3 separate regions of the Mus musculus genome follow, and regions 2 and 3 are each linked to region 1. The links are chromatin loops, found by intact Hi-C in ENCODE. Cell type or tissue: left cerebral cortex. All regions are shown on one strand. Each heading gives the region's core, and the rest is flanking DNA. Links, peaks and the distances in the headings are about the cores only.

What was found. Peaks named below come from ENCODE experiments on the same cell type or tissue, not always from the same donor. Only the 100,000 strongest peaks of a DNase experiment are listed, where the experiment ranks them.
Region 2: it touches region 1 in a loop (2.2-fold over the local background); 2 of 42 quality-filtered maps call a loop at or near these places.
Region 3: a loop joins it to region 1, with 4 times the contacts of the local background. A loop is called at or near these places in 11 of 42 quality-filtered maps.

Annotation. Positions count from the first base shown.
Region 1 is chr2:160,363,950-160,371,707 of GRCm38, reverse strand. Mafb (v-maf musculoaponeurotic fibrosarcoma oncogene family, protein B (avian)) reads left to right here and starts at 4,643. Exons shown (of 1, transcript NM_010658.3): 1 at 4,643-7,758. The coding sequence starts at 5,032. The coding sequence ends at 6,003. In left cerebral cortex, for the core only: CTCF peaks have their summits at 3,643 (motif pointing right) and 4,628; DNase peaks (open chromatin) are centred at 3,671 and 4,544; H3K4me3 peaks cover 2,566 bases; H3K27ac peaks cover 1,246 bases.
Region 2 is chr2:160,241,026-160,248,783 of GRCm38, reverse strand. The region is part of intron 1 of Gm34805 (a long non-coding RNA gene); the gene reads left to right. Among named protein-coding and RNA genes, the nearest start is that of Gm34805, 5.0 kb to the left of the region's middle. RefSeq lists an enhancer at 3,627-4,291. In left cerebral cortex, for the core only: no CTCF peak of the experiment used is centred there; a DNase peak (open chromatin) is centred at 3,741.
Region 3 is chr2:159,642,288-159,650,045 of GRCm38, reverse strand. No RefSeq gene overlaps it. Among named protein-coding and RNA genes, the nearest start is that of 4933416E03Rik, 300 kb to the left of the region's middle. In left cerebral cortex, for the core only: a CTCF peak has its summit at 3,988 (motif pointing left); a DNase peak (open chromatin) is centred at 3,972.

The sequences.
Region 1 (7,758 bases), core at 1,850-5,849:
GCTTTGATTTCTTACTGGTCCCACACAATCAGGGTAGAGAAGGGACCCAGGGGTGTTTGTGACATCCACAACAAGGCAGTAAAGCACTTCCCTTAGAATCCGGAAGAGGTTCAGCGTTAACAAGATCAGTCAGTAGTCTTACAGAGAGTTGGAAATTCCAACTTTTTGGAGCCAGAAGTGTACAGACACCTGGGTCCATGGGTCACTGCTCATTCAAGGTAGAAAAACCCTTCCCCCCACTGCACAGGACTGATGTCAGAAGTTCTGCTTTATCACCTCTGTGCACATTTAAATGAAGCACTTAACCTCTATGAGCCTCCCCTATGCCTTTGGGTGAGCTTGGCCATCTCAGGGCCCTTTATGAATGTGAAACTCGTAGGACAATTGCCAGCCAATCTATGCAAAGTAGGAATAATGATAGCTGCTGCCTATGAGAGATGTGAGTATCAGAATCCAATGGCAATGTGAATAATAGACCTTTCAAATTCTCTTTGAGGCTGTACTACTCAGTGGTTATGGAATGTGAGCCTGGTGTGAATTTTAAAATGATCTCTCTGACACACTAAAACAAAGCAAAAAGAAGTGCACTTTGCTGCTGTAGAACAAATCCAGGCTTCTTGGCTGTGCGCTGGAGGGGTTCTCCATCCCCGCTGGGCAGATAGATGGTGTTACTGTGGTTGCTACAGGGCCAGAGGTACCAGGATCTAGAATAGCACCAGCCCTTTTTGGAAGTGCTGCTTTGGATTTTGATGGAGGTTGTGCGAGGAGGGACTAAGTGGAAGTGATAGCTACTGTGGAGAGGGAGGAAGAAGGAGGGCAGGACGCCCTAGCCAACCACGCATTTGGAAGCCAGACTTCCAGAGGTTTTCAGGCAACGCAGGGAATCTTCTCTAGGGGTCTTGTGAAGATAGCGCAGACCTCAGGGCTACACGAGAAGTCTGGGCAACAAAATGTCCAAAGGCAGGCTTTTGAGGTTTTTCTTGTTTTTCTTTCCAAACGCTACTCCCTCCCCAGTAAAACGCAGGCCCTGGGGCCCTGAAGTCCAAGGGTTTCTGCTTGGTGACTTCCGACAGCCCCTGTTATGTAAGGGGCTGCAAGTCTCCAACTTCTACATGCAGAAAGATGTGGTCACTCACCCAGTACACACACACACCACGTACACACGCACGCGCCTCCTATGTGCCATAAATCTCACTCCTACACTCGCAGAGCAGATCCGCCTACTTGCTCACAAAGCACCTGCAGCCCTCCGGGAAACCGGGAAGAGCCACGCACCTCAGCGCAGGTGCCAGGGCGCCGCCCTAGTCCGAAAGCGCAGGCTGAAAGGCGCGCCGCTGGGTATTTATCAAATTACCCTGATGGCATGGCAGAGATGTCACGAAGAAGGCAGTGTCGAGAGAACCTCATACTTGCTCTTTTGGAGAGTAACTTTTGCTCCTAAAATAAGAGTACCTCAAGGCCAAGTATCTAGGACCCTTCCGAGTCCTTCCATCACTGCGATGTAGTTAAAGGATGATGCAGCAGGGCTTGCTTTGGAGAAAAAAAAATCCTCAAGTATGTATTTAGGCGCTAGGTAGGAACTGTTGGGTACAGGGGCTCTGGCCACTGGCAATCCCGGCTTTCCTTCGGTGCCTGGGCCTCCTGCCTCTTTCCCCTTGCTTCTCCACTTCTTTCAACAACCCATCGAGGTCTTATTGCGCGTTGGGCTCCGAGTTAAAATGCGTCCCTGAACCCTCTCCACCTCCCCTGCCTTTCAGGGTTGGGGGGACCAGTCCTTTGTCCTGTCCTGCTGTGATACCATGGACTGGGAGGAATCCTCACGCGAATACTGAGTCTGCAGTGGCAGCCTGGAGAGAGAAAGGTCATTAGCCCAGGAGTTCCAAAACCATGCAGCAGAGCGCATAGGAATTAGAATGGGGGAGGCTGGACCATTGAAATGGGATAGGCTGCGAGCAAAGGCCTTCAATTGGGGCAACCCTCCTGTTTCACTCTTGCGCCCACCGGAGTGTGGTGTTCTCTCTCTCTCTCTCTCTCTCTCTCTCTCTCTCTCTCTCTCTCTCTGGAAGGAGGGGCTACTCCAGGACGGAAACGGGTTGGGGGGTGGGAAAGTGAACCTAGGAGACGCTGAGATAGCTCATCTAAAGCTCAGAGGAAGAGAGTGGTTACAACAGAGATAGTCACGGGGACAAAGAGGAGAAAAACGGCCGGGACAAAGGCCGAGTCCCCCAAGCCTGAGAGAGTAGCGCTTCTTCTGGAGTTTTACAATTACTGGTCTGGGGCCACAAGAGTCCTCTTCAAGGGCCACATTCTTGAGAAGTGGGGTTTGAGCCCTCCGTGATGACAGAGACACGCGGGAGCAAGCCCTGCTCTGCTGCCCTCCCCGGTGTTCCCAGGAGGGTTTGCAGTGAGGCGCGTACTCGGGAAGCGCTGCGTCTCGGATGACTGGGGGTGGGGGGAGTGGGGCGAGGTTAAAGCTGGAGCCCCATGAGTGTTAAGAGAGTATGCGTGTGGTGGTCGAGCCTGAAACCCCGGTTTGCAGAGACCCGGAACTCTAAACCTGATGGTCTCAACGTCCCCTGGCTGAGCCGAGGTCCGAGAGCGCGCTCTCCTCGCAGGACCGCAGCTGCGACTCTTAGGCGAGAGTCTGTGTCCTCATCGCCCATCTCATCTGTGGGAGGTTCAGCCTAACCGCCCTGGCTCTCTACCTAGGCAGTCGAATCATTTCTGCCGAGAGCGCACTTCTCCAAAGGGCTCGAGATTTCCCCAGCAGTTCACTGATCTAAACCTTTTAGGTGAAGTTTTAGTTAAAATACACCCATTTGGTTAAAATTAGGCTCCTGTGACCAGTCTCTACCCCGCCTTCCCTAAGGATTTAAGAAGGGGGGAAAGGCTTTTCTTATTGATTGGAAGCAAATTTTTCTTTCTGTTAAAAGGGGGGAAAAGGTCTGGTCTGGTTGTCAATGCTGCGGGTCACTAGCCCCCCGTGCGCGGTGTTGGAGGGCAGGTCCTGTGCAGCCAGCAGCTAGGACACACTCACCCAGCGCGCTTTCTGACGCTCATCTTTCCGCGTCCTGAGCTGGGAAGCAAAAAGCGACGTGGGAGCCGGGTCGGATCTCCGGATCCAGCGAATTCGACATCTATTCACTTTTGGGGTCGGGGTCGGGGTCTGAGGAAAGTCCCACATTTCCTGCCCTTCTGGCCCAGGGCAGGGAGTCTCTGTCGGCGCCCAACAGCCCTGTCTGAAAGCCCAGTGTTCTGCCTTCCTCCTCCCGTCTGCGTTCCGGAGAAGTTTCTCATCCGGTAGCCCTGAACCTTCGTCACCTGGCGTTTTCAGTTTAGAATACTGATCTTCCCAGCTCAGGACCTTTCCTGAGAGGAGTAGCCCACAAGCACACCTGGAAGGCTTGCATATGGAATTTCAGAAAAGGTGAGCAGAGAGGGTTAGTGGTTGAGTCCAAAGATGGGGTCGGAGGGCCTGTGCATAGTTCCAGAGGAGTCTGCCCTGGCTTTCAGGCCGCACACAGCCTGCGTTCAGGCCTGGCTTGGCCGGATCAGTTAGCTGGACCTGCACGGGTCCGAGACGCCATCCAAGCCTTCCCTCCCGCAAAGAACAAACCGGTTCAGGGCGCCGTTGCGCACCGTGGCCACTTGGGGTCGCACTTTATGCCTGTTTGAATCTCCTTGCAGCCGTCAGAAGCTTGGATCAGCTTAATCCTTACAAAACGTTCAGACAAAAACAGGGCCGGGTTCCCCAGCATCCCAGAGCCACTGAGTGCACAGACCGGTGTTGGTCTCGGCTCTGAGCCTCGGAGTTGTAAGGTTTCCACACGACTGGCAAGTGAAAGGTATTCAGAGCCTTTGGGCCAACTCTGTTTGTTTGTTTATCTTCTTTGGGAGCGTTTGGGGGTGTGTGTGGGGGGGTGGCGAATGCACGGAGCTGCGAGACCACTGGAGCTCTGTCTTCTGAGCTCAATCACTGAACCGGCTAAGAGAGGAACAGCGTCTCTTGGCCCGAGGAACCTTCCTAGAGGTTAAGAGTTAGATCTGAACAGAACTCTTGGAGCCCCAACCCCGCCCTCCCCCACCGCATACATTAGCGCAGACAGAGCTACCGAAACACAGGCACGCACCACACACATTCACTCGGCCCGCGGCGCCGAGGACACACGGAGCGTCGCCCACTGGGCGGGGGCCGCTTGGGAACAAAGGGCCAGGGAAGCGACATCCCGGGCGCTTATTCTGAGCCTACTTGGGGGTGACACGGGCCGAGGGTGGGAGTGTAAAGAGTATGTAGGGAGGCGTGAGTGCAGACAGCGGGGTGGGAACGGCGGCTTGGTCCAGAAGTGGGGCGCGCACTGAAGGCAAGCGTGCGGGAACCTCGACTCAGAGGGTGTTGGGGGTTGGGACCAGGCGGTCCGTCCCACTCGGCTCCAGCCCTCCTCCAGGCCTCAACGGCTTCGGGGCTCCTCCGGTCTCCAGTCAGCTGACGCGGGGGGGCGGGGGAGCTGTCAGGCACGCCCCGCCCAGCGTCGCTGGGCCGCGGGGGCCGTGCAGCCATTGGCCAACACGCCGGGCCGCTTGGGCCCCCGCGCTCCAGTGACATCAGGAAGCGATAAAAGGCGGCGGCGGCGCCAGCTCCTGCACAGCTGCACCGCCGGGCTGCGAGCGGCTGCAAGCAAGAAAGCCCTAGAGCCAAAGAGTCGGAGAGCGAGCGGCGGGCGCTTGCCCCGCGCCTCCCCTCTGCCCCTGCGCGCACCTCGCCGGCTTCTCTACCCTGCCCCGGCTCGACCTGACTCGTTCCCGGCGCGCTCGCAGCCCCAAGCTCCGGGGCAGCTCAGGCAGCCTCGGGAGGACTCTCCGGCGCGCCGCCGCGTCCCCAGACAAAGGCTTGGCCGGCGGCCCCGGCCCGCTGCGCCCTCGGCTCCCCGCCTCCCCGGCTTGCCGCTCTTCGCCCCCGCGTTTGGCTCGGCGCGTCCCGGCCGGCCGCAAAGTTTTCCCCGCGGCAGCGGCGGCTGAGCCTCGCTTTTAGCGATGGCCGCGGAGCTGAGCATGGGGCAAGAGCTGCCCACCAGCCCGCTGGCCATGGAGTACGTCAACGACTTCGACCTTCTCAAGTTCGACGTGAAGAAGGAGCCCCTGGGGCGCGCGGAGCGTCCGGGCCGGCCATGCACACGCCTGCAGCCTGCTGGCTCGGTGTCGTCCACCCCGCTCAGCACTCCGTGCAGCTCCGTGCCTTCTTCTCCCAGCTTCAGTCCGACTGAACCGAAGACCCATCTCGAGGACCTGTACTGGATGGCGAGCAACTACCAGCAGATGAACCCCGAGGCACTCAACCTGACGCCCGAGGACGCGGTGGAGGCGCTCATCGGTTCGCACCCAGTGCCCCAGCCGCTGCAGAGCTTCGACGGCTTCCGTAGTGCGCACCACCATCACCACCACCACCACCCTCATCCGCACCACGGGTACCCAGGAGCAGGTGTGACTCACGATGACCTGGGCCAGCACGCTCACCCGCACCATCACCATCATCACCAAGCGTCGCCCCCGCCGTCCAGCGCTGCCAGTCCCGCGCAACAGCTACCCACTAGCCACCCGGGGCCGGGACCGCACGCAACAGCCGCGGCGACGGCTGCGGGCGGCAACGGTAGTGTGGAGGACCGCTTCTCTGATGACCAGCTGGTGTCCATGTCGGTGCGTGAGCTGAACCGCCACCTGCGGGGCTTCACCAAGGACGAGGTGATCCGCCTGAAGCAGAAGCGGCGGACCCTGAAGAACCGGGGCTACGCCCAGTCGTGCAGGTATAAACGCGTCCAGCAGAAACATCACCTGGAGAACGAGAAGACGCAGCTCATTCAGCAGGTGGAGCAGCTTAAGCAGGAGGTGTCCCGGCTGGCCCGCGAGAGAGACGCCTACAAGGTCAAGTGCGAGAAACTCGCCAACTCCGGCTTCAGGGAGGCGGGCTCCACCAGCGACAGCCCCTCCTCTCCTGAGTTCTTTCTGTGAGTCCTGGCGGGTCCGGCCCCCGCCCTTGCCCTGGCCCAGACTCCCTATTCTGCGCCCCTAGCCCTGGACTCCCTGTCCCTGCCATGGCCCCGGCCTTGACCTGTTTGACTTGAGCTAGAGGGAGGAAGGACGCGCGGGTCGCGGGAGTCAGGCGGGAGCACGGGCGGGCAGAGAACCTTGGCTAAGAAGAGGGCAGCTCAGGGCGGCGCAGCCTCTTAGACTTGGGCAGAGTTAGAGAAACCCGGGCGGGTGCGAGGTCCGGGAGTAACTTTTCTCCAAGCTGGAAGGCCGCGAGGCTTATTCCAAGGAGTCGCCAAGGCCGTCTGGACACTTCTGGCTCTGAGAACTTTGTGAGTGCCAGGGCCGCCGCTTTGCAGCCCAGGACTCAGTTCGTCCCAGGAAGAGCAGAGGAGAGGAGAGGGACTCTGGAGTCCCCGTGGGCACGAGGCAAGGCTGAGCTAAGGAAGGAAAAACAGACAGATCTGTCTGTCCAGAGTACGGAGAACACTGGCTCTCAGCCGGAGACGCGGGCCTCAGTTAGGACTTTCGGCGCGCGAAGGAAAAAAAAAATCTCATCAGTTTTAATGCCTGCTCGATTATATAGAAAAATACGAAAATCTGCATTAAAAATATTAATCCTGCATGCTGGACATGTATGGTAATAATTTCTATTTTGTACCATTTTCTTGTTTAACTTTAGCATGTTGTTGATCATGAATCATAACCCCCTTGTTTCTTTGGGTGAGAAGGGATGCAGTTCCCAAACTCCTGCGGCTGCGAGCGAGCGAGCAGAGTTTCAGTCGCCGGCCGGCTTGTAGATTACCCGCCCCGGCCAAACCATCTTGAGAAGGTAGCAGCAAGCTGAGTCTTTGTTTGGGTTTATTATTATGCCATTTTTGTTTGTAAGTAAAAATAAAAGAAAGAAAAAACCCACCAAGCCCAACTTTGTCCGGGGAATCCTTGGGATTATCTCTTCGCCCCCCTCGTCCTTCCCACTTCAGTTTTAAGTTTTGTTGAGGGAAAGCTAAGGGAGAGACAGATGCCGAGATCCACATCGTGCAGGAGTGTGTCCTTTATTATTGTTGGGTCTTGGGGCCAAATTGACATACACACACCCACGACTGCTCCTCTACACACACACACACACACACACACACACACACACACACACACACACACACACACACACACGAAGAAAACAAGACAGGCTTTGCGTCCTAAGAAGTCAACCCAGGGCTGGTTTGGAATCCTCTAGAAGAGCGCTAACTGCAAACTCCCTCCCCCCAGGGCTTAGGGTGAAAAGATTTCTTCCACCTCTTGCTACGTGTGATGATCTGAGCTCCCATTGAGCCAAACAGCCATTCTTAGAATGTACTAGAAACCCACACATTGGCAACTAACGCTGCAACTCTCAAGTGTGTCCTTTAGACCAGTGCATTATATGTTTCTCTGCTGTCTGGAGAGCAGGGAGACTTAATGGTGGTGTTCAAGTCCCTTCCGTTGTACAGTAGTTATAGGGGAGGTCTAGGTGTTTTTCTTTACTGTTACTTTCATTTCTGCGGGTCAGTAAGAGGATTCGGTTGCACTGACAATAAAAAAAAAATACCAAAATGAAAGCGGACTTTTTAAAAATCCCCACCTGAATTTGCTGGCACTGCTGGCTGGATGCTTTTTTGTTTGTTTGTTTTGAGTTTGTATTAGTTGATACAATTTACAGTAAATAACAAGATTGTATGAACCGCATGGTGCTTGCAG
Region 2 (7,758 bases), core at 2,101-6,100, 120 kb after region 1:
CTCTAGAGGATGATCCTTTGTGACCTCAGTTTATGATGTCATCAGTCCCCACACTGAGCAATAGCAAGGGACCTTCCTGATGCCATGGGCACAAACCACTCCAGCTCCCTGCAAGCCCCAGAATCCATTGAATCTTGCTTTGTGACCAGAACTGGGGCACAGAGTTCACTTCCCTGCAGCCGGGGGAAGGATGAAAACATACAGCGTGTTCTCCCTCTCCGAGCATTTAAAAAGCAGTAATAAATAGATGAGAGCCCGGGAGGTGTGATTGATTTGTTTTATGAATCACAGAAGAGGCCGTAACTCACGGGAGATTAAGGTTGAAGTAAGTTGTTCGGCTCTTGCATTACACGTGGAGATTAATGACTTATCACAGAAGGCCCCACGTTAACCTGGCTCACCCACAGGGAGTTTAATAGCAGGGCCATAGAGGGTGGCTTGTAATAGGTGAACAAATGCTGCCTGCTTGTGTGTGCCCATGATTCTCACTGAAGGGGACCTGTTTGGAGTTATAAGGGCTTGGGAACTGGAGTGGCTTTCTATTGGGAGAGAGGGTTGAATTGTTTTCAAGAATTCCTATGGACTTTCCAATATAAGATTTCTATGGGGGTGGGTGGGTAAAGGTTGATGCTGCTTCCGGTATGAGCATAACACTTCCCGAATGTGCCAGGTCCTGTGTGGATGGCTTTATGTTGAACTCTCACAACTGCCCTCTGAGGCATGTATTATTGAACCCATTTTGCAGTTGAGAAACATGGCTGGAGGCTGCAGGGCATTATGGGAAAGCAGGGGCTGCTGGGTCTGGGTTCTAATCCTGGGTGCGTGTTTCTTCATTATACTTATTTACTGCCCTGGGGCTCTAGGTGAAATGACAGCTGTTAATGGAAGACATAGATCCTTTGCAGAGTGGTCTCTAGGCTTATGATGTGTGGCACTTAGTAGGTACTCATTTAGAAGTCATCTAAGGAGCTGGAACTGTAAGAAGGGACAGGAGAAGAAGAAGCCACCATGAACATTGCAGACAAGGTTCCTGTATGAGCCTGCGGAGTTCAGTGGAGTTGGTTAGGAGGAATAGATTCAGGCTAGGGACGAGGTTAGAATCTCGACTTAACCATGGTGCAAAGTCTCAGGCTGAGAGTGCTGGGTGACGTGATGATGTGGGACACGGAAGGTAGTCTGGGAAATTCAGGCTAACAGCTATAACTACAGACCCAGCCTCCTGCTGGCATCCACCCTGTCTAGGACAGCAGCTGACTCGGAATGGGGCCTGGAGTTGCTAGTGTTGATAGTAGACTTAGCCCCCAGTGGGGCCGCAGGAGGCCTTTGACATTCTTCCTCTCAGCCCACTTGCGAATCTTTAAATCTCAGGTTCTACTTCTGTCCCCCATGACCCACATTTTGCCTGGATGATTAGAGTCTGGGGTCATAGTCCCTGCTGTTGGCACATGTCCAGGTGGAACTTTAAATGTCATGTCTCCCTGCTTTCTGGTCTTTGCACCCAGAGAAGATCTTAAGTTTTTTTTTTTTTTTTTTTTTTTTTTTTACAATTCTTCACCTTTACCAGAGACCTTTATGCTGCTTAGAAATCTGGCTTCAAATGGAATCAACCCCGATTAATACCTAGGAAGCTGGAATCTCTGAATCCTAACAGGAAAGAAAGGGACTTGCCTTCCAGTGGGACGAATTGCCCTTAGGAACACTTGAGATTTTGTTACCTTCTCAAAGCAGATTTGCTCATCCCCCTGCCTCATACCTTTGCAACCGCACCTTCTCCTTGCTCCATTTATTTCTGCAGGACACTGACAAGGCCCCTCCCCATCCATTCTAATACACCCCTTCGGTTGACATAGGGTCTTGCTATGTAGTTTTAGGCTTACCTTAAATTTGTGATCCCTCCGCTCAAACTCCTGAACACCAGTACATACCACTCTACCCTGTTTGTAATCTTCTTATTCATTACATCTGCTTCTTTCCTCTCTCCTCTTACTGAAAATAAACATACAGGGCTAAGATTTATTTTTCTTAATGCATCTACTGTTCTATCTTTGGCCATAAATAGCATCTGACACATAGTAGGTGTCTAGGAACAGCAATGAAGCTGATCAGTGAGTTTATTGGAGCCTCCAGAGATCTGAGCCTCCTACCCTGGAGTTCCTGCTCTGTCCTAGTCTGACTCAGGGACTCTGGTCCCTGGGCAACTCACCAGGGCTCATTGGCCCCTGACTTGGCTGTTCAACTTTGCCCCTTGGATTCTGTCTTGGCCTCTGGCCCAGACTTTCCAGGAAATCTGAACCCAGCCATCCCTAGTCTTGATTTGTTACTTCTAACTTATCTCTAAGAGCTCATGGGGCTCTTCTCCTCTGTGGGGCCCCAGTCGCACTGAATGCCTAGGCAGACTGGATCTGAAGTCAATCCTGAGGCCATCCAGAAGGTCTTCTTTTGGACAGTCAGTCAAAAAACACTGAGTTACAGAGTCAACTGACTTTAGCTCTCCCGGGAAGTGATGGGCTATGGGCAATGTTATGGGAGCTTGGTGGAATTCTGGAGCTCACCATTGGAGGCTGTGCGATGCTGGGTGTGGCAAACCCTTTGTGGTTAACAGAGTCAGGGCCCTGACTTTATTCCCCAAATCCCTCGCTATGTTTGATTGGGGGAGCCTCCATGGCTGCAGCACCTGTGTATGGGACTCCAAGCTGAAAATGAGGACAGGGGATGGGATTTATAGCCCTCTGCTCCACTGCTCTCCAACTGGGGTAACTCAGAGATGTGACTGACACTGGGGGACACATCCAGATCCTCTCCTCCTGGGTGTTCCCCCGGCTGGGTGCCCTTGAAGTCACCACTCCTCACAAACCTTCTTCCTGGAATGCTTTCAAGTGGAGGTGCTGTTGTTGCTGCATTCTCTCTCTCTCTCTCTCTCTCTCTCTCTCTCTCTCTCTCTCTCTCTCTCTCTCTCTGTCTCCCTCTCTCATTCCCCCTCTCTCCTTCCCTCCCTCTCTATCTCTCTCCCTCCCTCCCTCCTTCCCTCCCCACCTCTGTGTGTCTGTCTGTCTGTATATCTGTCCAACAAACTAAAGTTGAGAAACCTGATGCACAATTCCTGGCCAGTACTCTTAAAGCATTTCAAAGTCAAGGAAGGCTAAAAATAAGCATTAGCCCAAAGGGAGTTTAAAGAGCCAGGGGTATCAAATACAATGCATGGCCTGGGATGGTTGAACCAGGAAGAACACAGAGCTTATAAAAGACTTTAATTAACGCAATTGACAAAATGAGTATGTGCTTTGTAGGTGGAGTGTCGTTGTTCCAGCGTTAAATGCACTAGTTTTGACCATTATACCATGACTGTGTTAAAGAGCTCCCCTGTTCCTAGGTCATGCACATTGAAACGTTTAGTGGTAAAGATGTTTGGTGTCTCTAAGTTATTTCTCCTTTATTATCATCAGAGTTCTCAGCGAAGAGAGCAGGGGAATGATAAAGTCAATACAAGTTGGGCAAAATGTTGCCATTGGGGAGCCTGGATAAACATATACTGAAGCACCTTGTGTGTGGCTGCAATTCCTCTTTAAATTCAAAAGGACCAAAAGAATGGAAGGGGCGCCAGTCTTTGTGCCTGTTTGGAGGGACCCAGCCTAAGATATCCCTGAGCCTCAGTTTCTTCCCGTTTTAAAACAGATCATGTTTTCCCTCTGCAAGGATTAAAGCGGCAGCCAAGTGAGCCAAGCTTAACGCAGAGAGCCCGAAATCCTGCGTTCTGAATCACAGAGTCTGGGATGCTCCAGATTGCTAGCCGCATCCTTCAGGGTTTCAGAGTGCATGCTGCAGTCTCTGCTGTTATCTCTCTCCTGGCCTGTGCTCTACTTTCTCACTCTGCAGCTCTGCTTGTCTTTTTTTTTTTTTTTTTTTTTTTTTTTTTTTTTACGGAATCCTTCCCAGTCTGCAGCTGTGGTCAGTGATTTTTGTAGATTAAAAGAAAACCCGGGGGCGGGGGGAGAGTTTCCTGGGGAGATCAAAGAGTCAGCCTAACATAAAAGAAATCTTATAAAACTATATATATTAGGAACAAAACAAAACAAAAACCCCCAGCCCGGGAGCATGACCCATATGTCAGAGCCAATAAGTCCAAGTGCCTGCGATCTGCTCTATAGAGTTGCCAACTCAGTCAGGAATGCTCCTCTGTCCACACAGCCAGCCGCATAAAAGGGAGATTTTTATGGAGTCTGGCATAAGGATGGGGCAGGATTCCTATGTCCAAGGCTTTCTAGGAACTGATGTGGTTTCTTTCACCTTGACTTAAAATTAAAGCCGTTTATGGAATTATAATTGATATTAAAAATACCAAGTTTTAATGTATAGAATTTGATGAGTTTGCAGAGGACTAAGCGCCCATGATCCCATCACCTAATCAAGGTAATGTATGCACCCATTTCCAAAAGTTCCTTGTGTTCTCTCGCCTCCCTCTCCATTTCTTTGTGTGATAAGAACAATTAAAATGAGAAGTTTTTTCCCCTCTAAAATGTTTTGGTGCAGAATACTGTATTGTTAGCCACAGAGGCAGTGCTGTGTCCCAATTCACTAGAGTCGGTTCGCATAACTGAAGCCTTTAACCCTCCTTTTCCCTTCCCTGTGCCCAGCCTCTGGCAACCAGAATTCTATTCTCTGCATCTTTAAGGGTGACTCTCTTAAATATATCATTTAAATGGAACCAAATACATACATCCCTTCTGTGACTTTCTTGTTTCACTCAGCGTAGTGCCCTAGTCAAACTCCTGTTACTTCAGATAGACAGAGTAAGACTCCATTGTATAGATGATGGCTCTCTGGAGTGGATGCAAAGATCCTAATTTGTATGCAGCTTTGCGGAACTAACAGACAAGCAGTGGTACCACATACTAGATTCTTTGATATGAGCATCAAATACTGTTACCAAACTCTTTGGGTTAGGTTTCTATAGATTATAAAACAACTCTCAATGCCTGTCTTCGCCCATCCCATAGGTTGTCTTTCAAATGCTTAGGATGAACGTCTATGGGAGAGGACAGTGTTTGTTGCCCTGTGACTGTCTGTTCATCATTTAACCTCCTAATAGTCCATGCCTGGGTCTTAAGAGCTCATATAAAGCAGGTTGGCTACTGTGTTGAGTTCTGGTCTTGGACAGGGAGAGTTTCTGTCTTAACACAAACAAACAAAAACAAACAAAAAATGACCCCAAGTAGGCCTTACTAGACTCTCCCTTGAGTGAGGAAAAACTTCTTGTTTGAAGGGATAGCCAAGGGAGTGTGCTCTCGGTGAGGAGAGAATCCTTTCGAACCCATGAAAAACACCAGGGCTAAGTACAAGAACCCAATATCATATACTATGGCAGAGAGCAGAAGCGAGAGATTAACACGAGAGGTACTTTAAGGTCAGCATCACGATGAACACCTATCCCACACCGGTAGAGCCTTCCGCATGGGATCAATGTCCTTCTAAGAAGACACAGGAGAACATTGTTTGTCACTGTCCTTGGTCACATGAGAGTGAAGCCAGAAGATGGCTTCAGGTAAGCAAGATGTGTTTAGTGCATTAGATAGTAGGTCCTCCTGCTGCTTTGATTTCTTGGCTGCTGTTGGCTTTCTCAGCCTCCAGAGCATGAGACGCAAACGGGTTTGCTTGAGTCCCCCAGTCTAGGGTACTTTGTTACAACGATGTGATCGAAGCGAGTTAGCTATCCTAGGAGGAGTTGAGAGGTAGTCCCCCCCCCCCCCCAGAAGAAGCAAAGAGATCTTCATAGCTCTGTAAAATCCCATTGATCCTGGTAGTGGCCTCTGAGTCAGTAGCTAGCTGACTGCATATTGTGGTCGTGACAGGTCTCTTCTGGGCTTCTCCAATTTCTTAGTCTTGTCCTATCTGCCCTGACACCCTCCTTCTGGGATCTGTACTCAATGGCTTCCCTAGGCTGGGTGGATCCCAAGGGTGGGGACTGTCTCAGTCACCCATGTCATCCTGACCTCCAGCACTGGGTGTGACATACCATTGGTACCCAGTGAATATCTGATGAATGAAAATGAGGCAGCGATCACAGACAAGATGCAGTTGCCTCACCCATAGAGACAAGGTGATGGGCTGGGGCCTGCTATAATTTCACTGACGTGCAGACACAGCTAAATGTCGCACAGGCAATGAGGACATCTAGCACAATCTAGTTAATTTTATTTGTGGTGGCAATTATAATAATGATGATAGTAAAACTCCTCAAACACCCCCCCCCCAATATTCTGAATTGAATTGCCAGAATATCTGGATAGCTGCCAGTTTCCCGTTTTGCTTTGGATGCAGTGTTGATTCCCTTAGTTTGCTGGTTCAGAGGGTCTCGGGAGTTCAAGCCAGTCAGGAGTCAAATCGCTTCTTCATTTGGATAGTGGATGAGCTGGGGGGTTGTAAGAGGAACGTGGAACCAAGTTCTCTTCTCATCCAGGCATCTGCGGTTTGTGTAGTTTTGTATAACTCTCTCATCTTAGGGTCCATGCCTGTGAAATGGGAATAACTACCTACCACGTCACACAGGGAAGATTCAAAGACGGGAAGCTCAGGCTGATGGGAGAGAGGGTCAGTTCAGCAAATGCTTCACTTCGCAGTGCCCGTATCTGGGCAGGATTCAGCTTAAGGCCTCTCTTCAAGACAGAACACCTGCCCTGCCCATGGGTAACACAGAGTGCTCTTGGTTCCTACAGGCCCTAGCCTATGCAGATCTTAATACAAGCATTGGAGCCCTGTTGGCAGCAGATGACGAAATGGCTCTTTGGATATAGCGTCCTGCCACATTGTAAATTAAGCTACCAGTACATGTTAGTCACAGGAAAATGATAGCTTTTGGGGGAGGCAGCAGCTAAATGGTAGATGCAAAAGGCACAGATTTCTGATACTTGACGGAAACCTGTACGTTGCTTGTAAGAATCCAAACCTATAGGTCCACTAAACCACATGAGAAAGGAGTATACTTTCTGACCATGTTTGAGGTGGGGAATGCACAGGGTAGCAGGGGCCAGGGTCAGGGCTAGTGAGGGATCTGTGCATCTGCCAGGGATCTTTCCAGCAGGAAACATTACAGTATATAACTATGCCTGAGACTGGGTAAGGTCAGGGGTGAGGCAGCCATTCATCCCATAGAGAGATAGTGGGGGTGAAGACTAAGACCTTTGTGAGGCACCTTGTGATCTTATCCACGCCACCTGGGCTCTCTGCACTGAAGACTCTCTACTTGGGCACAGAACGGTTAACGTATTCATTGTAAAGTGGAAGGGGAAAAAACTCAGAAAGTAGAGGTTATAAGGTTCTTTGGTTACACAAATCACCAAATGATAACATTTAATTATTTATAGTACATTTTGAGATCTTAGGATGAAAGCTATGGAGGCCACCAGAGCTTATTAACTGCTTGTCAGGGACCTTTGTTCAGCTAATAGAGGTAATTATTACATTAATTTGATGCAATGGTGAGAGGAGTAGAGGGCTGTCCCTCCCAGGCTTCCTCCTCACCTGCTTCTTAGACCTCCTCAGCCTCACACCAGGGAGGGAATGTGTGCTCACCTGTTCTGAGCCCTGGCTTCACATCCTGTGTGCCACAGCCTGTAACAATGCATTGCGGGTGAAGGTTTCCCAGGCTTTTAAGGGCAGATGAGGCTGATCTTTGCAGTCCTGGGGTATCAATCATCGGCTCTAATTAGACTGTAAATGTCCTTTTATTCCTCTCCTCTCGAAGCTTGTTGCAGGTCACATGGC
Region 3 (7,758 bases), core at 2,101-6,100, 720 kb after region 1:
GTGTTCAATGTGGTGTCTTGGGGAAATTGCAGAATCTTGTAATTTTGTTCAACTGTGAAACAGGTTCCTTGTAATAGTGACCTCACAGAAACCCCATGAGCATTCAAAGCAACTCTTATGATTTACTCATCCAACCCTCCAAAATGTTATTTGTTTTAAAATCCCATGGAAGGATTAGAGGCTACTCTGAGCTGTCAATCCAGCTGAGGCAAATGCCTTCAGAGGGTTTCATAAGTCAGATGTTTCATTCTCAGGCTTTGCCCTCAACTACGCCATAATAGTGCAGTTTGGGAAGTTGCAGGACACTTAGGTAGGAAACGGATAATGAGAGAGTTTTATGCCTCGAAGGCACAGGCAGAGACACACATGCATGGGCACAGGCACACGCACATAGAAAAGTTAGGTTGAGGTTAAAACAAACCTTGAGAAATTATTAAACCCCAAGAGAAAGGGGTGCCCAAAGAATGTCTTGAAAAAGTTTTTCCTTGAGCCACCATTAAGCCTTGTGGACCAAGTTCTCCCACCACCAGAAACCCAGCCTTGTCTGCTGAAGTCTCTTCTGCTCCCATGGAAGCCTCATTGGGCTGATCACTATGGTGCCTAAGTGATTGATTGTCCACAGAAAGGAAGTTTTAGGAAGGAGTGGGTGCAGTCACTGACAACTCAAGCTGTGTGTCCATCCAACTTAGAACCAGCAATCTAGCTGACGTGGGCCACGCAGCTGTCAGTTTCCAAGACTCTTCAGCTCCCAGTGAAAGAGAAGTAAGACACTTTCTGATCCAATTTATTTTTAATTGGATCCGAATGTTTTAAACTCAGTGTTGCACGTAGGTTTCCTGGAAGGCCATGTCAATATTTTGTGAAACATCTGGATCTTTGGATATCAGGATGTTGGAACATAATGAGCAATTTTCATCCCAACTCTTTAAAGCCATGTAGATAAACTGATTGGTTTCGATTCAGGGAACTTAACTGCCAGCTTCAATTAGCCAGGCTTCTTTAATATATTCCTTTTTCTAACACGGTGGGCAACTTCGATAAATTATTATTTATAGATTACTTATTAAAATGCTACAGGGAAATCATTCCTGGAAATTCCTCACTGTGTAACTGTAAATGATCAGTCCCTCACTTGCTGTTTGAGTGTTTGAGGATTGAAGTCTGATCAGAGAATCACAGAGACTCATACTTAGATGGCAGCCTCGATCCCAGTTCATATGCTCTAGACCTTCAATATCAATGACATGCAGATACCCAGGATGCACCTAGAGAATCAGTCATGGAGGGACACTTGGTTGCCCATAGTATCTTTTATTTTGTTGAACATTTTTGCTATGTACTATGTGAAAATCCATTCATTACATTAGCTGCAGGGGTATGTTTCCCAAACTCCCACTCATTGAGCATCCCTGTCTAATATGGACAATGAGCATCCTTCTGCCTTTGCTGTTTCCAACCCTTGCAGCATGGGAGAGGATTGCATAGATCTGAACTGGTGAAGAAAATCTGTGACCTGTGCAAGGGTACCCAAGGAAACAAAGTGCTTAGCTCACACGTTCCCGAATTTAATGCTATCCCCATGTGACAAGACAAGGCACCCAAGCACCCAGAATCTTCATTTCTCACCTATACAACAGGGCATGTTATTGCTCCCCATTTGGGGGGACAATCTTAAGAGGTTACCAGAGGCAGGGTTTATAAACACTACAAACTTTTTGTTACCCAGCATTCCAGTGCAAAGAATATGGATATTGTTGGTTCTGTCTACCATGTTTCCCTAAACTGCAGCCTTATCTTTAAAGCATTGATAGGTCTCAGTTTGAATATTTTGACTTACTTCTAGAGGTAAATATAGAAACTAGAAAATAGTTCTCTACTCTGAATACACCTTAGACTCACTCAAGAGTTTTCTTTCATTGAAAAAAAAAGGAAAAAATGAAGTCTACATTACTGGGGAATGGAGAAAAATGGTCATGTTACAGAATCTCCCTTGGGAGCTATGCAGTGTGGCCAGATTAAATAGCATAGGGTCTGTGTGTTTTTTAATTCGGGGTTCCCTCAAATCCTCACCAGCTTCTCAACTTAGGTTCAGTTTCTTCATCTATTTGGGTCCTGGTTTTTGCAAATGTGAAAGGAGATAAAAATGGAAAATGCCATCTTGATGACGCTGTCATGGTGTTTGACTCTGCATCTGTTGATGAGGGAGCAGCAACTTGGTCTTCTTGATTCTTCGTTCTAACTGGCACCTCTTATGTTTACTTTCTTCCCACCTCAACTTGGCTTCAGCTTGTTAGTGGGTACCCAAGGGTGCTGTACACACCCTCACATGCAGGGGCAGTTCTTGGTTCTGTACATCAGAAGCTCCAAGAAGCCCCTTAGGCATTGCAAGTATATTTAAAGTGGACCGTGGTCCAGTTTTCTTTTCTGCTAAGTAAGATCGATTTTTCCATCACAGGATATGTAGGAAGAGGTGCAAGTGCCAGTGGCAGAGCAGTTAGGAGAGTTGCAAGCCAACTTGTGGATCTGAGTTGTGTTTTAGATCATCAGTGGGATCATCTGGCCCTGGAAAGTCCCTGGAACACCTGCTCCACGATTGGGAGAGATGTTCTCCAGACAGTGTTCACCGGATTCCCAGGAGATCTATTTCTACACTGAATGTGGAAAACTTTGGTCATCATCAGTAATGAGAGGAAGTCATACCAAAGTTCATGGAATGGCATCCAGTTGGAGCGATGCTTATATGGTGCTCTGCAGCATCCCACTGAATCAAGACATCCAAATATCAGCTTGCCATCATCTGTCCCATTTCTACACTACTGGCCAGCCTTTTTTTTTAATAATATTTTAACCCCCATTTCACACACACACACACACACACACACACACACACACACAGAGAGAGAGAGAGAGAGAGAGAGAGAGAGAGAGAGAGAGAGAGAGAGAGGAGATATAAATGACAGTATGAATTCAAAGGAGAACCGAAGTGAGTCTTCTCCTCTCTTCTTGTCCTGTGGATCTTTTAAAATACATACAGCATCATGTTGTGATGAACAACCACAAAAGATAGGTACAAGAGCTATGAGAAGGGGCATGAGTCCATTCAGAAATAGTCTCCCAGGGAAACAACAAATTTGAAGGATGGGTGGAGTTAGCTAGGCCAAGCTGGGTGTGACAGGGAAGGGACACAGCTGGTGCTAAAGCTTTGTGACCCAGAGAATCAGTAGCTTTTTATGACTATTAATTAAGGAACTGAAACAGCCCTGCAATAAGTGGGAGTTGCAAGGGAAGGGTGGTGGAGGGGGTGCAGGGAAGGGCAGTACAGGGGGGTGGAGCAGAATTGCCGGTGAAGAATAATTTGTTTTTTTTTATCCCAAGAGTCTTGGAACATAGTGATGGGTTTCAAGCAAAGTGCGGCAGAACCAAAATGTGTGTCCTATAAGAATGGTCTTAGCAACGTGGAACCAGACAGGGGTGTCAGTAGTGATAGGCAGTGCAGACCACCTGTGGAGGTGGTGGGTATCAAGGAAGATGGGAAGCTTCAGGAGACATTTTTAGGTGGTCTTATGGGAAGAACTCTGATTAACTCAGTGGACAGAGGTGGGGAGAATTCTGAATAACTCACAAAACTCCCTGGAACTGGATTCTAGATTACTGGAAGACACAGTGGGCAGATACCAGATAGCTCAGAACAGCCACTAGTTGGATTTAAGAGGTAGGTATTTTAAGTTAGATTCCTTTCCTGACCTTCTAGACAAACATAGCCAGGTCTGGAGTTGGGATGAGAGATCTAGGTTGGAGAGAGATATTTTATAATAGTAAATTTCAAAGTTATTATTCATTGGCTACTTTTGTGTGTAGGATAAGTATGAGTTATGTAACTCATCTCGGATTTATGTAAGTGACTGATCACTCTTGTGTTGCAGAGGAAGAGGAGGCTCGGGGACATCTTATTGTCTCTGCTTTTAACCATTGTGTCACACTGCCCCCTGCTGAGCACCTACTAAGTGCCATGCTCTGATGAACACTGATGTTTAAGGCATTCTAAGGAATTGTGTTCGCATAGAACTGACAGAGAAGCTGTGTGTCTCCTGTAACAAGCAGAAGAAATGTGCGAGATAGAAATGCTGCCTTTTGTCAAACTGCCACCTACCCCCAATCACACCCCATCAACAGTCACATGTAAAGATTTTTACATTATTTTTGAGACAGGGTCCCACTAGGCAGTCTTGGCTGGACTGGAACTCAGCTGGACTTGAACACACAGACATCCACCTGCTTCTGCCTGTCAAGATGCACACCATCATGCCTGTGTCAATGCTGTAATTTTAAATCCTGGTTACAGGGTCAGCAGCAGTGATGAGAGCAGCCAGCTTCATCACAAGTGCCTAGAGCAGCAGGGGATTTATCTTTCCTTTACACTTAGAGAAAGTTTTGTCCTCCCTGCCTCAAGTCGCACCTTTAATTTTCCTTAAGTATATCCCACAACATAAAAATGGTGACATTTGGATTATCTTGTGAGAGTAGTAGCATCTTTGAACAGAAGTTAAGATGCTACCCTCAGCCTGTGAAATTGCTAACAAAGGAGAACATACAAACCAAAGCCCAAGGGACCTACTATTTTGGGTGCATTTTTCCTGGTAATATATTTTATATTGAAGGTTTATGAGAGAGGTGAATGTGCTGTCTGTAAGGCACCTGACTCTTACACAGGAACAGAGGAAAACGTAGAAGGGGGTTGGAGAAGTAATAGAATTCATTTTTCCTCTCATGTCCCCATAGCATCTCAAAGTAGGACTCATTGCAATTGAGGTCATATACTTGTCCACACACTGGTCCACATGCTCACACGGACACTTCCCAACCCAGATGAAGAACACTATCGAGAATGTTCCCATTTCTCTGCATGGCCCACTACTTTCCCTTCATCCCAGGTACCTTCATCTCTGTGTAGATAGATGCTTCTAGAATGTCATCTGTAGAAACCTCTCATTCCAAAAAGGCCTTTATGCTCCCAATTCTTTTTGCTCTGCTTCCTATATTTACTGAAACTATCCAAAAAAAAAAAAAAAACAACAACAACAAAAAAACCCATATCAGTACAAATCTATCCATTTCTTTTTTTTTTCCCATTTTTTATTAGGTATTTAACTCATTTACATTTCCAATGCTATACCAAAAGTCCCCCATATCCACCCACCCCCACTCCCCTGCCCACCCACTCCCCCTTTTTGGCCCTGGTATTCCCCTGTACTGGGGCATATAAAGTTTGCAAGTCCAATGGGCCTCTCTTTCCAGTGATGGCCGACTAGGCCATCTTTTGATATATATGCAGCTAGAGTCAAGAGCTCCGGGGTACTGGTTAGCTCATAATGTTGTTCCACCTATAGGGTTGCAGATCCCTTTAGCTCCTTGGCTACTTTCTCTAGCTCCTCCATTGGGAGCCCTATGATCCATCCATTAGCTGACTGTGAGCATCCACTTCTGTGTTTGCTGGGCCCCGGCATAGTCTCACAAGAGACAGCTACATCTGCGTCCTTTCAATAAAATCTTGCTAGTGTATGCAATGGTGTCAGCGTTTGGATGCTGATTATGGGGTGGATCCCTGGCTATGGCAGTCTCTACATGGTCCATCCTTTCATCTCAGCTCCAAACTCCGTCTCTGTAACTCCTTCCATGGGTGTTTTGTTCCCAAATCTAAGGAGGGGCATAGTGTCCACACTTCAGTCTTCATTCTCCTTGAGTTTCATGTGTTTAGCAAATTATATCTTATATCTTGGGTATCCTAGGTTTGGGGCTAATATCCACTTATCAGTGAATACATATTGTGTGAGTTTCTTTGTGAATGTGTTACCTCACTCAGGATGATGCCCTCCAGGTCCATCCATTTGGCTAGGAATTTCATAAATTCATTCTTTTTAATAGCTGAGTAGTACTCCATTGTGTAGATGTACCACATTTTCTGTATCCATTCCTCTGTTGAGGGGCATCTAGGTTCTTTCCAGCTTCTGGCTATTATAAATAAGGCTGCTATGAACATAGTGGAGCATGTGTCCTTCTTACCAGTTGGGGCATCTTCTGGATATATGCCCAGGAGAGGTATTGCTGGATCCTCCGGTAGTACTATGTCCAGTTTTCTGAGGAACCGCCAGACTGATTTCCAGAGTGGTTGTACAAGCCTGCACTCCCACCAACAATGGAGGAGTGTTCCTCTTTCTCCACATCCTCGCCAGCATCTGCCGTCACCTGAATTTTTGATCTTAGCCATTCTGACTGGTGTGAGGTGGAATCTCAGGGTTGTTTTGATTTGCATTTCCCTGATGATTAAGGATGTTGAACATTTTTTCAGGTGCTTCTCTGCCATTCGGTATTCCTCAGGTGAGAATTCTTTGTTCAGCTCTGAGCCCCATTTTTTAATGGGGTTATTCGATTTTCTGGAGCCCACCTTCTTGAGTTCTTTATATATATTGGATATTAGTCCCCTATCCGATTTGGGATAGGTAAAGATCCTTTCCCAATCTGTTGGTGGTCTTTTTGTCTTATTGACAGTGTCTTTTGCCTTGCAGAAACTTTGGAGTTTCATTAGGTCCCATTTGTCGATTCTCGATCTTACAGCACAAGCCATTGCTGTTCTGTTCAGGAATTTTTCCCCTGTGCCCATATCTTCAAGGCTTTTCCCCACTTTCTCCTCTATAAGTTTCAGTGTCTCTGGTTTTATGTGAAGTTCCTTGATCCACTTAGATTTGACCTTAGTACAAGGAGATAAGTATGGATCGATTCGCATTCTTCTACATGATAACAACCAGTTGTGCCAGCACCAATTGTTGAAAATGCTGTCTTTCTTCCACTGGATGGTTTTAGCTCCCTTGTCGAAGATCAAGTGACCATAGGTGTGTGGGTTCATTTCTGGATCTTCAATTCTATTCCATTGGTCTACTTGTCTGTCTCTATACCAGTACCATGCAGTTTTTATCACAATTGCTCTGTAGTAAAGCTTTAGGTCTGGCATGGTGATTCCGCCAGAAGTTCTTTTATCCTTGAGAAGACTTTTTGCTATCCTAGGTTTTTTGTTATTCCAGACAAATTTGCAAATTGCTCCTTCCAATTCGTTGAAGAATTGAGTTGGAATTTTGATGGGGATTGCATTGAATCTGTAGATTGCTTTTGGCAAGATAGCCATTTTTACAATGTTGATCCTGCCAATCCATGAGCATGGGAGATCTTTCCATCTTCTGAGATCTTCTTTAATTTCTTTCTTCAGAGATTTGAAGTTTTTATCATACAGATCTTTCACCTCCTTAGTTAGAGTCACGCCAAGATATTTTATATTATTTGTGACTATTGAGAAGGGTGTTGTTTCCCTAATTTCTTTCTCAGCCTGTTTATTCTTTGTATAGAGAAAGGCCATTGACTTGTTTGAGTTTATTTTATATCCAGCTACTTCACCGAAGCTGTTTATCAGATTTAGGAGTTCTCTGGTAGAATTTTTAGGGTCACTTATATATACTATCATATCATCTGCAAAAAGTGATATTTTGACTTCCTCTTTTCCAATTTGTATCCCCTTGATCTCCTTTTGTTGTCGAATTGCTCTGGCTAATACTTCAAGTACTATGTTGAAAAGGTAGGGAGAAAGTGGGCAGCCTTGTCTAGTCCCTGATTTTAGTGGGATTGCTTCCAGCTTCTCTCCATTTACTTTGATGTTGGCTACTGGTTTGCTGTAGATTGCTTTTATCATGTTTAGGTATGGGCCTTGAATTC